3 separate regions of the Homo sapiens genome follow, and regions 1 and 3 are each linked to region 2. Evidence: chromatin contacts called from ENCODE Hi-C or POLR2A ChIA-PET data. All regions are on one chromosome and are shown on one strand. The core of a region is the stretch at or near the end of the contact, and the rest is flanking DNA. Distances in the headings are between cores, read along the strand shown. Region 1 overlaps LINC01448 (long intergenic non-protein coding RNA 1448). Region 2 holds the start of GLI3 (GLI family zinc finger 3). Region 3 has its middle 210 kb from the start of LINC01448.

Region 1 (4,506 bases), core at 1,108-3,607, 440 kb after region 2:
TAATATATATTGTACTCTATTTGTTTTTTAAATAATTTTTATTGTTTATTATTATTCTTTTTAGAGACAGAGTTTTGCTCTGTCACTCAGGCTGGAGTCCAATGGCACAATCATAGCTCACTGTAGCCCCAGACTCCTAGGCAAGTAATCCTCCCTCCTGAGTAGCTGCAGATATGCATCACCACACTCAGCTGATTTTTAAATTTTATGTTGTGTAGAGACAGGGTATCACCATGTTGTCCAGACTGGTCTTAAACTCCTGGCCTCAAGCAATTCTCCTGCCTTGGTCTCTCAAAGAATTGGGATTACCATCATGAGCCACCATGCCCAGCCTATTCACATGATTTTATGACTACAAAAATATATGTATACTTCCTCATAGAAATGCCTTAAAGAAAGAAGTGTTAATTATTTCTTTCTATATCATAAGTGCCATGCATCTTGCTAAGATATATTAGATCTGCAAAGTGTTTATTGAATTAATTTCTAAAAATAATAAAACTCTTAGCTTTGTTGCGTGCATATATATATATATACAAGTAAAATGCTTATTGCACAGACTAAACTCATTGGAGTAAAAACAACAAACAGTTTTATTTTTTCCTCCAGCACCTTAAATATGCTATACAACCCCTCCCTTCCCTTAGCAACATCTGAGTCAGATGCCATGGTCCCTCTCAGGTATTGAGAATGGGGTGGAGGAAATGTTTTTAGTTTATATTATTTAACAGTTCCTGCTGATGTAGTTCTTTTGGTCACCATGGGCTGGCCTAAAGTGGCATCTCTCATGGGGTGCATGTGCCACCTCTCTAGAAGCCATGTGCAGACTAATGTAGCTAATGTGCTCTCCAGCTCTCCTCTGTGACCATCCACAAGCACCTGTCCCTAGAAGTACTCCTGACAAAGATGCTCACAGCTGGCATGGAGCCCAAAGCTAGTCCTCTTCATAAGGGTACCTTTAAAAAGCCTTTAGGCTGGTTCTCTTCTCCCATGTCTGTGCACTTTGAAAAATTCAAGCATCCTTGCCATGCACCTGACCTTTGTCCTTACCCTGCAATTGCACCTGCTCAATCCAGCTTCCTGCCATCAGGACTCTCCAGGTCAGAAGTGAGCATTGCTGTCCACACTCACAAACACCACAAGTTTTCAGAGACACACAAAATTATCCTGAGAACTCCCTCACCAATCTTCCTTCTGCTGGACTGGAAGCCCTGGGGAAGGCCTGCAGACACCATAGCTCAGCAAATCACCTCACTGTGGAGGGAAATGCAGGCTTCTTTTCTCTCAGCAACCACAATTTCCATCCACAGTTTTCTTAGAGCCCTTCTCATCTGGTTTGAGGGACGGGAAATGCTGGGCAGTCCCCACTTAGGCAACAATGCAACATGAAAACTGCTAAAACTTCCTCCACTACATTTAACTCCCCTTAACATTTATACTCTTCTCTTTCTATAAATATTTGACAGTGGAACAGGGACTTGTAAGACTACTTTGGCTATCTCTTAACAATTCCTGGGGAAGATATGCGCATTTGGAAGAATATGAAGTACTTTTCAATCCTTGTCCTCAGCCTGGGGCCTTCAACGGAAGTGTTAGATGACAGAAAAAGTCTAATGGATGTCTTATTACATATGAGGCATGTATGTGTCCTTACATGTATTCCTTACATGTATACCCCAGCTCATCTCAAAAAGGTTGTATGCAGCTGCAGAGATGCATAAAACACAACAGAACAAAGATAAGACTCAGAAAAAAACCTATCTGGTACTATAAAGATACTGCAGATACATCTGAAGATTTTTGAGCAAAAGAGTGACATGATGAAAAAACATGTTTTAGAAAGATGGAGAAGATGAAGAAGGCTTTGTGGAACACGTATCAGGACTAAGTAGTGGAAATGCTTATAGGATGTAGATGGGCTTTGCTGTTCTGCTAAAGCAAGGCACAATGTGTTCAAGAAGACACACTTGAGGGCTACTACTCTTTTCCAATGTCAGGTCTCAAATATTAATGCCTGGGCAATTTCCTGCATAATATACTCCACAGAGTCAGCAGTGTTGTACAGGTGAGAATCACTGGGCAGGCATTGGATGATAGCAGTCAAAATCTGGGTGCTTGCTAATTGTACTTTAATATGAGAGAGAGAGCACGAGAGAGAGAGAGAGAGATCACACAAATGAATCAGCACTAACTGCACTCTCACCCAAGCTCTGCCCAAAGGCAGTCCTTGCCAGATAACCAGCACTATATTAGATTTTGAAAAACAGTGCAGCAGTGTCAGCTTCCATGATAAATCATCCTTTCAGGCTCTTAGAGCAGAACAAACACCTTGACTTTCCTGCCATGGATGATGCTTGCTCTCTCTCAAGTCCTGAGTCACCCTGGAGCATCTCCAAATGTGGACTCAGAGGCAGTTAGAAGATAGTCAAGAAAGCAGTGGCACCAGGCTGACATATTTCTGGGGAGTCGAAGCTGGACTGTCTAATTATCCTTCACCACACTCCGTGGAGCTCTCTGTGGTTCCCAGCCTGACTGCCTTCAAATGGTACCAGGCAATCCCCTGGAACTTTTTGCAGCTATTCCTTACAGCTGTGAAGACAGCTCTTTGGGTGATATCCAGCCTGCTGAATCATTCATTTCCTGTTCTTGATCTCAGAAAGTTCTGTTTGATGTTGTTTTCTCAAGACCATCATTTTAAAGGAAGCAATATTTTATATAATGCAGCTTTGTGGGCTTAGGCACTAAAACCAGATTATTTTGAATATGGCTTACCCTTATAATCATTTTCCTATGTAGAATTCTGGGTGCTGAGAATAACTCTACCATGATCCTCCCATGACATGAGGATGTTGGATGTTATAGGCAGGATTCCCAGTTCTGTTTACGCTATAAAGTTGAAGACATTGCTCAACTTGTCAGTAACAAGTCAGGAGAAGTTGCCATTTGTAAAAGTGTCAGATGTATTTGCTAGTGCAACCCAAGAATCTGCTGTGTGGGTGTTTCCAAGACTTCCATCTTATGAGAGCACTCTTCTCTTTAATGTTAAAATAAAAATGAGTTTATTCCCCATCCCTCACTTAGTCAACTCCCTGCATTTCTCAGGAATCTCAGGGACTTTCCATTTCTCACAGTTACTCCCTCTTCTAATATCCTCCTTCTGTTTAACTATCTTTCACTTGGATTCTCAATGCTTACATCTGCTATTTCTCTCCACTCTGCATCAAACGAAATGTGAAAACATGGATGCTTTTCCATGATTAAAACTGTTAATCAACTTTAATGTTAAAGTTCTTAACTTAAACAACTTTAATTTTGATAAAACTACCATCTTTGGGTAGTTTTAACAAAATTTATTAAGGAGTCAGAGGTAAAGGAGCATATGACTGAACACTGCCTATTAGTCCATATGCGACCCTCCTGATCCTAGAAGTCTCCTGGCCATTTCCCCCCGGGAAGCATCTCACTGGCTGACCCCTGCCTTCTACAGCCTTCCATGCAGCTGGCCCTGCTTCCTGTTCATCCAGAGCCCTCTCACTCTTTCCTTCTTAAGTTACCATGAAAAATTTAAATGCTCCTTGTTTTAATCGGCAACCAATATAGTGCTCTTTGTCTTACTCTTCCTCCCTCTAGATCAAGGTCTGGGGTCTATTTCCTCACCAAAAATTCAACAATAATCAATCATACTGCCAGACAAACTTTGTTTCCCTACTCCTACCTCCTACATTAGTCGTAAAATTATTAGATTTTAAAACATTTAGATACTGTAATGTATCTACTCTCATTAGAAATCAGATAAAGAACACAGAAGGACTCAGTTTCAAAATACTGTAATGTATCTATTCTCATTAGAAATCAGATACAGAGCACAGAAAAATTCAGTTTCAAAACTTATTAATCTCTATTATGAACAATTATATGCCAATATATTTAAAAACCTAGAGGAAATGGCTAAATTCCTGGACACATACAACCTGCCAATATTGAACCAAGAAGAAATAGCAAGACTGAACAGACCAAAAACAAGTAATGAGATTGAACCAGTAATAAAAACTTCCCAACAAAGAAAAGTCCAGGACTGGATGACTTCGTAGCTGAATTCTACTGAACTCTTAAAGAATTAATACAAATTCTTCTATTCTAGGAGGCCAGTGTAACTTTGATACCAAAACCAGACAAGGACACGAAAATGAAAGAAAACTCTAGACCAATATCCCTAGTGAACATAGAGACAAAAATTCTCAACAAAATACTAGCAAACTGAATCCAACAGCACATCAAAAAGATCACACACAATGATCAAGTAGAATTCATCCTATGGATGTAAGGATGTTTCAACATAAGCAAATCAATAAACACGATACATCACATCAGCAGAATTATAAGGACAAAAATTATATGATCATCTCAACAGCTGCAGAAAAAGCACTTGACAAAATTCAACATCCCTTCATAGTAAAAACCTTCAATAAATTAGGTATAGAAGGAAAGTACCTCAACATAATGAGG
Region 2 (4,541 bases), core at 1,424-3,923:
TTTCTGTCTATGGTCCTTTGCAAATTAGATATACAATAGAAATGTGTTTATATCAAGGTTCAGTCAAGGAACACAAGCATGTTAAAGGCACTGGGAATTGGTAGGCATCTGAGTTGGACCTACCAGCCTACTAACAATAATACAATCTATATCTTTAAAGTGTTTCTGCTTGTGTGAAATTTCACTAGACACCTCTCACATTGGACTCATTCATGCATCTTAAACCAAAGCTTCCCTAGGCTGACTTTAAGAATTGCATACCCTGAAAGGATCTCCCCTTAGGCGGGGAGTTTCTAATTAAATAGCTTTTAGTATAAAATAAACTCTCTACTCTGTATAAGCATGCTATTACAACTAATTTAAATGTTATTTCATGTTTGTTTTAGGTTTGAATATAGTTTAACTGGCCAAAGTGTTTGTGTACCAGGTCGTTAAGACCAATATTTCCTAACATAAACAAATTCTTCAGATACTTCACAGAGTTTACATTGTTAAAACCAGTCCCGGCAGCTTTAATATATCCCCTCAACTGAAATACTGTTCTGCTTTAGAAAAATTAAGAGATTTTGAGGCTATTTCACTATTTTAAAACATAGCATTTTCCTCCTTCAAAAGAATCTTGACACATGTAATTAAGAAACTGTCAGACTACTATTAATTTTTAATCTAAAACCTAAATGAAATAATTACAGGAATCAATCAATAAGGCACCTATTCAAAATTACCGAGCAATTACATAAATACTCAAAATTAATACTTTAGGTCAATTCTTGTAGATTTCGGTCTATAATATGCTAAGACATCAAACAACACAAAAAGTGTAGCATGGGGAGGATGAATGGTTCCTGCCTTAAATAGACTGAAAAGAGCTCATTTCAGACGGCCAGGGTGCAGGCCCCCCACCCGCCATGCCCAATGCGCTCAAGCTGAAACTCTTTTATTTTTAAAAGTTAATTTATTTCCACCAGACACATATTTCAGGGATCTAAAAAAACGGCCTCATCCAAATTCTGTACAAAAATCACATTTAAGAGGGAAAGGCCTAATTACTCGAATTTTCAGCAAAGTGTATATACTGTGCTCTGGAAAGCCTAACTGGAGAGAAGAGGGAGGAGAGGAAAAGGGGAGCAGGAGGTATTTTTTAGAACTAATAATACCAGCCCGGCTAATGGCACTGCCATGTATTTGCACAGCGGCCGGCCCTCCATACCTTTGACTAAAGGGTTCTTTGACTTGGAGACGCAGACAGTCCATCATTTCAAACTGAAGTGGCAGCTGGAAAATGTGGAACAGCTGGCAAAGAGCTGGGAGAAAATGTTTTACATAAATATATGTACATATAAACTGGCAGAGGGCCATGAGCACTGTACCCAAGGCCAGAATCTACCCGGCAGTCTGCACTGGGGAGATGAGAAGTTGGGGCAGGATGACCAGCGGCGGAGGGAGCCTCCTTAATCCTCTTTCCACGCGGGGTCAGGCAGGGAAGCCTGGGGTGCAGCGCCTCTCGGGGGACGGCATCTTACAGAAGGAGGTGCAATGGGGGACAGGAGCACAAAGTTCAGGAAAGGATAAAAGGCCGGGTGCGGGGTGGAGCGTCCGCTTCGGACAATCTGCTTAAAAGTCGCTTCACAAACTCTGCAAGTTTGGGATCAATATTTACACCCTCTCTGCCTTCTCCCGCCCGTTTTCCCGCTGCTACTCAAGAAAGTAACTGTCCCCTGCTGCTCTGTGTAAACGCGGCACCTTAAATGATTATTGCATGGACCACGGTTACTTTGTGTGTCTGTGCGCGCTGCCCCTGGAAAGGAAAAGAAATAAGAGAATCCCAAATCATATACAGATGGTACAACTTTCACTTTTCCTCTATGACGACGAAGGCGCGCCTCTCTCCATCCGCTCACACCACACCCCCGCCCTCCGAAGCATAGCCCGGGCTGGAGAAGCCCCAGCGGCGGCGGCCCCCGCGGCGGAGGTCCCCGCGCGCACCCACCATGCCTCCCGCCTCCTTCCGCCCATCCCGAGCGCCGTGCGCGCCCGAAGCCCGAGCCGTAGAGCGCCACCGCGCAAAGGAAGGAGCCAGGCGCGTGCGGGGCTCGCGGAGTTCTTCTGAACCCTTTGGATGGGGGCGGAGGCGAGGGGCGCCGCCACCACTGCGGCAAACTTCGTCCCCCCTCCGGGAGGTGAAATTCTCCAATCCGTCTCCGGCCGGTCCGCGGGTCGGACTCTTCGGAAAGGACCTTCCAGGAGGAGGGAGCGAATGCAAGCCTTGCTCGGACGCCTCACCGGCGGCTCTCTAAATCTGGGCGCCTTTTGACAGCCATTTTCACTCCATCCCGTCCCCACGCTGGGGACCACCTCTGGCCCCGGAGGCGCGGGCGCGGCCGCAGGAGCGGGCTGCGGGGTCCGCGAAACAAAGAACTTCGAGCGGGACGTACCTGCGGCGGCAGCGGCTGTCAAGTCCCCGAACTTCCCATAGACCCGCGGACGGGGCGCAGGCTGGCGGCTCCCCGCTCCGCGCGGCCGCGGGCGGCTACGGCTACCGCGAGCGGCCGGGCTGGGCGCGGGGTGCGCCCGCCGCGGGCATGGTGCGGCGCGGGCGGCCGCGGGGCGCGCGGGGAAGGCGGGAGAGCGGCGCGGGTGAGTGGGAGCGGCGGGTGTGCGCGAGTGCGAGTGTGCGAGCGCGCCGGTGGCGCTGCCCCTGCCCGCTCCCTCCCGCTCGTGCAGCTCCGGCATCAGTTTCGGGGATCGTGTAATCCGATCCCTTCTGACTCACAAGCCCTGAGTGACAGTTCTGATTTGGTTCAACCGCGGGAGGGAGGGGAAAGAGAAAGAAAGAAACCCCCAGCCGTACGCCTCTCCTGGCATCCAATCGACTTTCTGGAAAAAGGTCCCATCCCGGCCTGGTGCCCCGTGCTGGGTGGAGAAGCCCCCCGCCCCGACCTGGCACCGCCTGCACTACTCACGGGGTGGAAAAGTTGTCCCTCGGCTCCGCGCTCCCCTCCCGCGCGCTCCCTCCTTCCCTTCTCTCCTCCTCTTCCTCCTCCTCCCCGCGCTCCTCCTCCCCCAAGTTTTAACAGATGTTGCCGGACTCTCCTCGCTCCCTCGCACTCTCTCTTCCTCCGCCCCGGCCCCCGCCCAGTCCCTTTTCTTTCAGCCACTCTCGGGCTCGGAGGGGACGCGCTGAGCAGCAGGACGCCTGCCGCCGCAGGGGGCGAAGTTGGGAAAACTTGGAGTGCTGCTCGCCTTACTTTTGCTTTCTCGCTCCTTCCAGGCCGCGCCGGGAGCCCCCGCTTCTCCCGCCCGCCGGGTCCCCAAGCCCGGAGTGGGTCCCAGCTGCGAGGCGGGCGGCGGCGGCTGGGAGGCGGCGCGTCGCGGGCCGGGGTCGGGGGCTGGGGGGGAGCCCGGGCGCCGCGAGCCACGCGCGCGCTCCCTCCCCGCCCTCCGCCGCCGCCGCCGCCGCCGCCGCCGCCTCCTCCTCCTCCTCCTCCTTCTCCTCCTCCTCCTCCTCCTCCGCCCCTCCCCGGTCTTCACACAGACACATTCATGCCTGCTCCTCCTCTTCCCCCTACTTGACCCCGCGCCCTCCCGGCGCGCCGAAGCCCCACCCACCCGGCGAGGGGAAGGGGGCCCGGGCGTGATGTCACCCGCGCCCTCTCTCTTCTCTCTCCACACCGCCAGGACACCCCCCAAATGCGCGCCCTGGCACTCGTGCTGCGTCCTGTCTGCTCCCATCTTCTCCCACCCAGCCTCTCTTTCTCACTCTTGCTCAAGGGCTGGACTCCCCTTTATTCTTTTAAGGCTTCTCTGATTACCACCGCCCCCCATCCTTGGCTCCCCATCTCCTTGTTTTACATTTTCCCAAAGCCATCCCCGAAACTCCCTCTCGCGGGATGATGCCTTTGGAAGTTCAGGGTTTTTCTCTCCACCGGACTCGTCTGCCCTCGGGGCCAAATCCGCGAAGCGAGGAGGAGCTCCCACCACACAGCCTGCTGTCCCTATGGGCCACTTTATAAAAGACACAAAAACAAAGACCCCAGGCTTGGAGCCTGGTCTCTAACGTGCCGCTTTTCCTTGAGCTACAAAGTGTCTCTGTCCCTGCTTCATTTTCAGAGGCCCATGCTAGTAAAAGTTATTTGGCCTCCTTCCTCGACCATCCAGTCCTTGTTCATCTGCGTCATTTTAATATATCCAACCTGGACATGTAACTTAAAAAAGGAGTTCTCGGGGGGAAACACAGGAAGAAAAAGAAAGAAAAGAAAGCCCCTGTGACATTCCAACATCCCCTCTTTCTGGTTAAGCCGGGTCCACCCAGCCAGAAGTGCCCCGGAGCTCCGGGTTGCTTGTGTGGCGTTGCCGCCAAGTGTCTTGACTGAAGGAAGAGTGTGGGTGGATGAATGATGAGCTATTAGAATTTGAAGAGCATTTTGAGATTCAAATGCTTAACTGAAGAATCTTTTAACGAAATTGAGGGTGGTATTCATTGTTTGTTTCTTGGGACTCCTTCCTTGTCACAATGACATGACAAGTGCAGAGACAGACTT
Region 3 (4,543 bases), core at 669-3,168, 260 kb after region 2:
CAGATAAAAAGTAAGTCAAATCAGTTTCTAATATATTTATTTTGTATATACACTAAAATATGGTTCTAATATTTTTTCAATCTTAATCTTGGGTAGTTTAAGGAGAAAATTGTATCATGTCATCTGTAAAAGTGATAATTGGTATCCTTTCCAGTAGCCTTTTATATCATATTTACATAGTTATACAATTTATATTACACACACACACACACACACACACACACACACACTCACACCTGATAGAGTTGGCTTTTCTTTTTTTTTAATTTGATTCTAATGGACGTGCTTCTAGGATAGCATATCCCAAAAAGGTGTATATTAAAAATTGTTCAAAAGAAGTTTAATATGAGTATTGTGAAAAAGTTCTGCATTCTCAAATAAAAGTGGTAGAAAACACTATATTTAAGAGTTAAACTTGGTGTTTGGATTTCTCAGAGCCTTTAATAGGCTAATTAGGACTTTAAGGTGACTCTCCAAGGGGAACTGGTCTGTTTGGCAAACTGGTCCTTGACCTCAGGACATATGTACATGAAACTGTTATTAATCTTTTAGTATGTACTATATCACGAACATCTTCCTGTGTTGTTAAATATTCTTCTACAACTGTTTCTAATCAAATATATGGAAGCTGTTAATTTTCTTACACTCCTAACAGTTTTTGCTTTACATGTTTTCAGGTGCAGTTCAGATTTGTGGCCCTGAATTTTATACAATTTTAGGAGTCACTTTTTAGACAAAGAGTACAAAGTCAGAAGCACGAAATTGTTAGTATGCCTGTTTGTTTTCTGCTGCTATATCTTGAATGGGAATGTTGTCTGCAATGAACACAAAAATCTCTCTCTCTCAATATCTTTGCTTTATTTGATATTAAAATTGATCTCCCTGCCTTCGCTTTTCTCTTTGCTTTATCATTTTGTTTTTGTCAGCTTCTCTTGTATTTATTAGAAAAATATGAAAACCAAAAGAATTTGCCTTGTAATAAGATACATTAAATTACTTCTGAAAAGGTTTCATGTCATCCACAAATAAAGAGCTGATTCAGAAAAATTTTAATAGTAGTAATAGTATTTACAGAAACAATTCTAATACTAACAGTGGGTACTCACTATGTGCCAAGCATTGAGTTATCTACTTAATATGGATTACGTTTTGATAGCACAAATCCTATAAGATAGGTACTACTAATATTCACATTTCATAGATGAGAACGCTGAGGCATGCAGTATTAGACAGCCGTGAGTGTGGAGACAGATTCACACGGAGCCCACTGAGAGTCTGGCCTTTTATGAGGAAGCTTCCTCCCTCTCTTCAACAAGAAGTCCGGGTCTGCATCGCCCTGCTGAGGATGCTACTATGCAAACGCAGGGAGTCTACAGATTACAAGTGTAATAACATAATGGAATATTTTATATAAAATCTTGAAACAGACAGATTTCACATCAGGAACTGTTAGCATGATGTCATGTGATTCTAATGCCTATTAAATTTTAAAGATCAATCAATAAATTATAAATAAACAAATAGTGACCTACAAATGTCTAAGTGAAGGTGGGGGCTCCGGGGAGGGGGAGAGAATTTGAAAAGTCTGCTCGACCCCTTGGCAGCGATTCCAAGGCTAAGGGAAGCTCCCTCTCAGGTGCCTGACAGCAGGAGCAGCCGGATTTTGGAAAGGGAGGAGGCCGGGACGCATGCAGCTTGGTGGGGGCTGTGTCCGAGGTCCGCAGGGAGAAGCTGAGCGACAGCCCCAGCAGGGACCTACTGCTGGCGCCCACTCCCCGCGGCCGCTGGCCAAGTGTGGGCTCTCGGGTTCGTTTCCACCCAGCGCGGCGGTGTTATTCGGAGAAGGAAAATAAATGTCTGCGGTTGCTCTGCCGGGCTGCGGGGGCGGTGCCCTGGAAGGAGGGGCTGTGCATCTGCACCATTTCTAGGAATGTCCGCCCTCTGGGAACCCAGCCCTGAAGTGCTCTGAGAATGAGCCGTGTTTACGGAAAGCCTCTGTCTCATGCTCCGCATTCTCCGTTCTGATTCTGACCACAGCAAGAGTGGACGCTCTCCACGCCTGGAGATTCCCATTCCAGCTTAGCCTTGCCAGGCACCCATTCTTATCAGGGCTGCAAGATCTTTCCCCTTGGGACCCCAGGGTCCCTACATCCCCTCTCAAGGGCTTAAGCTGCTCTGATTTCAAAAGGCATGCATTAGGGTGCCCCCTCTGCAGCCTAACCACTTCCCACACTGCGGAGCAGAGCTGCTAACCAGTCCTCTCATTCCTGCTTGCTTTGGCTAGCTTTCAACACCCCAAATCACACACACCAAATGCAGGTGGCTCTACCTGGGAAGGGGAAACGATTTATTGTGAGGGGCATTTTGCATGTTGCTCAGTGAGATGAAGGCAAGCTTTGAGGAAAAAGTTCAGCTTTTTATTTGGCCTCTTATCTTTGAAAGTCTAATTAATGAATCCACAAGTAGAGCATTTACCTGGACATTATAAAATACTTTGGATTTTCCTAGCCTCTGTGCCATCCCCTGATGAACCCTGAAGCTCTCTTTTTCATTATGTGTCTCAGAGCAGGCAAACTCCAGGAAGCCCAGCCTGGCGAACGCTTCCCATCAGACAACTCTGTCTGGAGCCACCATTTGAAAATATCCCCAAGGCTATTGTATTCAACCTTTACTTAAAGATCATTTCTATGAGGCATCCAATTTCTGCGGCTCCCTTGGGCTGCGGTTTAAGACAGGCTTCACAGTATTTACTGTTTATAGTTTTGAGCTGACAGCTATTTAAGGGCAAGAGATTTCATCTGCCACCATGTCTCACAGCTTTTGCCACCAACACATTTACCAGACGGAACAAGCTGGAACTTTGTGAAACCAAGGAAACAAGTGTAATATGGTTTAGGGGGAAAAAAATTAAAATTTGGAGTTATTTTCCTGCTGATTGTTTCTGTGTGCTCCGTCACATTGAATTATGGGGAGCTGGCGTATCAATGGCATCTGTATGGCCTGCAATAATAGCCACTTGTTCATCAGACATGTAGGATGGTTGGCTCTACTGATCTTGGCTGAGATCACCTACATTCATGGCTGGCTGTTGGCTGGGGTGACCGGGGTGACTGATCTCTGCTTCCCACGCCTCTCATCCTCCAGCAGGCTAGCCTGGGCATGTCATCAGAGTAAAGCAGAAGCACAGCAGAAATACTCGCGGTCTCTTGAGACCTAGTCTCAGAATTAACTTACCATCAAGTCCAGTGAATTCTAGTCTAAAGAAAGTTCAAGGTCAGCCAATTTTTAAGGCAATGGGAGAATAAACTCTGGAAAGAACTGTAAAGTCACAAAAAAAATCACTGGACACAGGGAGGTTTGAAGTATTGGTGCTATTAATACGATCCACCATGGTTGTATACATGCCTTTCTCCTCTTCCCTGGAGTTCTTCCACCATGTCTTATTTATCTTTCTGTCTGCCAGTTCTTAGGACAGCACATGGCATGTAGTCAGTATTCACTAAGCAACCTTGCATTACTTTGCGCATGAGTGCACATTAGAATAGGCTCCGATACTACAACTACATTTTAATTTTTTTCTTGCAACAATTACATCAGTATTAGAGATGCCTCATTGCCCTCCACCCACACCTACTTCCAGCATTTCCTCTTTACATTTCCCTATCATGTGTCTAGGTCTGGATTATTTTTATTTATCTACTCAGCATCCAATGGAGCTTTTGATATATTGCATCATTTTTGGAAAAGATGTAACCATTTTCTGTTTGACGAATTCTCCTCCACAATTCTCTCTATTCTCTCCTTCTGGAATGCATATTATGTGTATGAATCAGACTTTTCTTATTACATCCTTCATGTTTCTTAACTTGTTTGTTTATCATCTTGTCATTCTCTTTTTTTTCTCCTCTTTTCTGTCTCAGGCTATGTCTAGTTTTGTTGTTGCTGTTGTTAATACTTCTCTCTTCAGTTATGTCTAATATGTTAACAGAGTACCTCACATAGGGGCTGTAGCTTAGAATCACCTGGCAGATTAACAAAATATCAATGCCTGGTCCCACCCCTAGAATTTCTGGTTTAATCGGTGTGGGTCAGGAGATGGACATCAATAACTATGATGCGTAACCAAGGTTAAAAACCATTGATTACAACTTTTTTTTTTTAGAATTTTTTCTCAGTGACTGTATTTTTTTCAGCGTTTCTACTGGAAAAAAAAATCCACTGACTCTTCTTTCATAAACTCTGTTTTTATTTTTATCATGCTATTTCTTCCATAGGACATTTCAAACAGGTATATTTAGATCTCTTTTAGATTGCTCCATTATTTCTAACTCCTAAAATGTAAATTCCCTCATTAGTTGAGTCTGTAGACTGTTATGATGTTGAACTTCTTCAAAAGCTTTATAATTTTTGACTATGAATTCATCTTGCATCTTGTGCCTTGGGTTATAAGGACCTCCTAATGGATTGTTTTCACACTTGCCTGTGCCTGGTCCTGTGGATTTCATCGGCTCCCAGTGATGTTTTATGTAAGTGCATCTTCTTA

What was found. A loop is a pair of places that touch in the nucleus more often than their neighbours do. ChIA-PET counts read pairs that join two places held with the same protein, here RNA polymerase II (POLR2A). Pooled maps may share reads with other maps.
Region 1: a loop to region 2 is called in a map of esophagus muscularis mucosa, with 3 times the contacts of the local background. The contact joins the enhancer-like site here to the promoter of GLI3 in region 2. A Hi-C loop is called at or near these places in 2 of 168 maps with a recorded cell type or tissue (ectodermal cell and esophagus muscularis mucosa) and 1 of 50 pooled maps. POLR2A ChIA-PET finds 5 or more read pairs at or near these places in 2 of 52 experiments (MCF 10A and PC-3).
Region 3: a loop to region 2 is called in a map of sigmoid colon, with 6 times the contacts of the local background. The contact joins the enhancer-like site here to the promoter of GLI3 in region 2. A Hi-C loop is called at or near these places in 8 of 168 maps with a recorded cell type or tissue (MCF 10A, chondrocyte, esophagus muscularis mucosa and 5 more) and 12 of 50 pooled maps. POLR2A ChIA-PET finds 5 or more read pairs at or near these places in 2 of 52 experiments (HEK293 and MCF 10A).

Annotation. Positions count from the first base shown.
Region 1 is chr7:42,675,559-42,680,064 of GRCh38, forward strand. The region is part of intron 1 of LINC01448 (long intergenic non-protein coding RNA 1448); the gene reads right to left. Among named protein-coding and RNA genes, the nearest start is that of LINC01448, 29 kb to the right of the region's middle. Within about 2 kb of position 2,358, at least 5 of the 41 ENCODE cell types and tissues checked have a DNase peak (open chromatin) inside an H3K27ac peak, as active enhancers do; they include PC-3, where a contact is called at or near this core.
Region 2 is chr7:42,234,536-42,239,076 of GRCh38, forward strand. It overlaps GLI3 (GLI family zinc finger 3), which reads right to left and starts at 2,674. Exons shown (of 15, transcript NM_000168.6): 1 at 2,436-2,674. RefSeq lists an enhancer at 2,418-3,399.
Region 3 is chr7:42,491,798-42,496,340 of GRCh38, forward strand. No RefSeq gene overlaps it. Among named protein-coding and RNA genes, the nearest start is that of LINC01448, 210 kb to the right of the region's middle. RefSeq lists enhancers at 1,711-2,211, 1,813-2,107 and a silencer at 1,813-2,107. Within about 2 kb of position 1,919, at least 16 of the 41 ENCODE cell types and tissues checked have a DNase peak (open chromatin) inside an H3K27ac peak, as active enhancers do; they include mammary epithelial cell, sigmoid colon and transverse colon, where a contact is called at or near this core.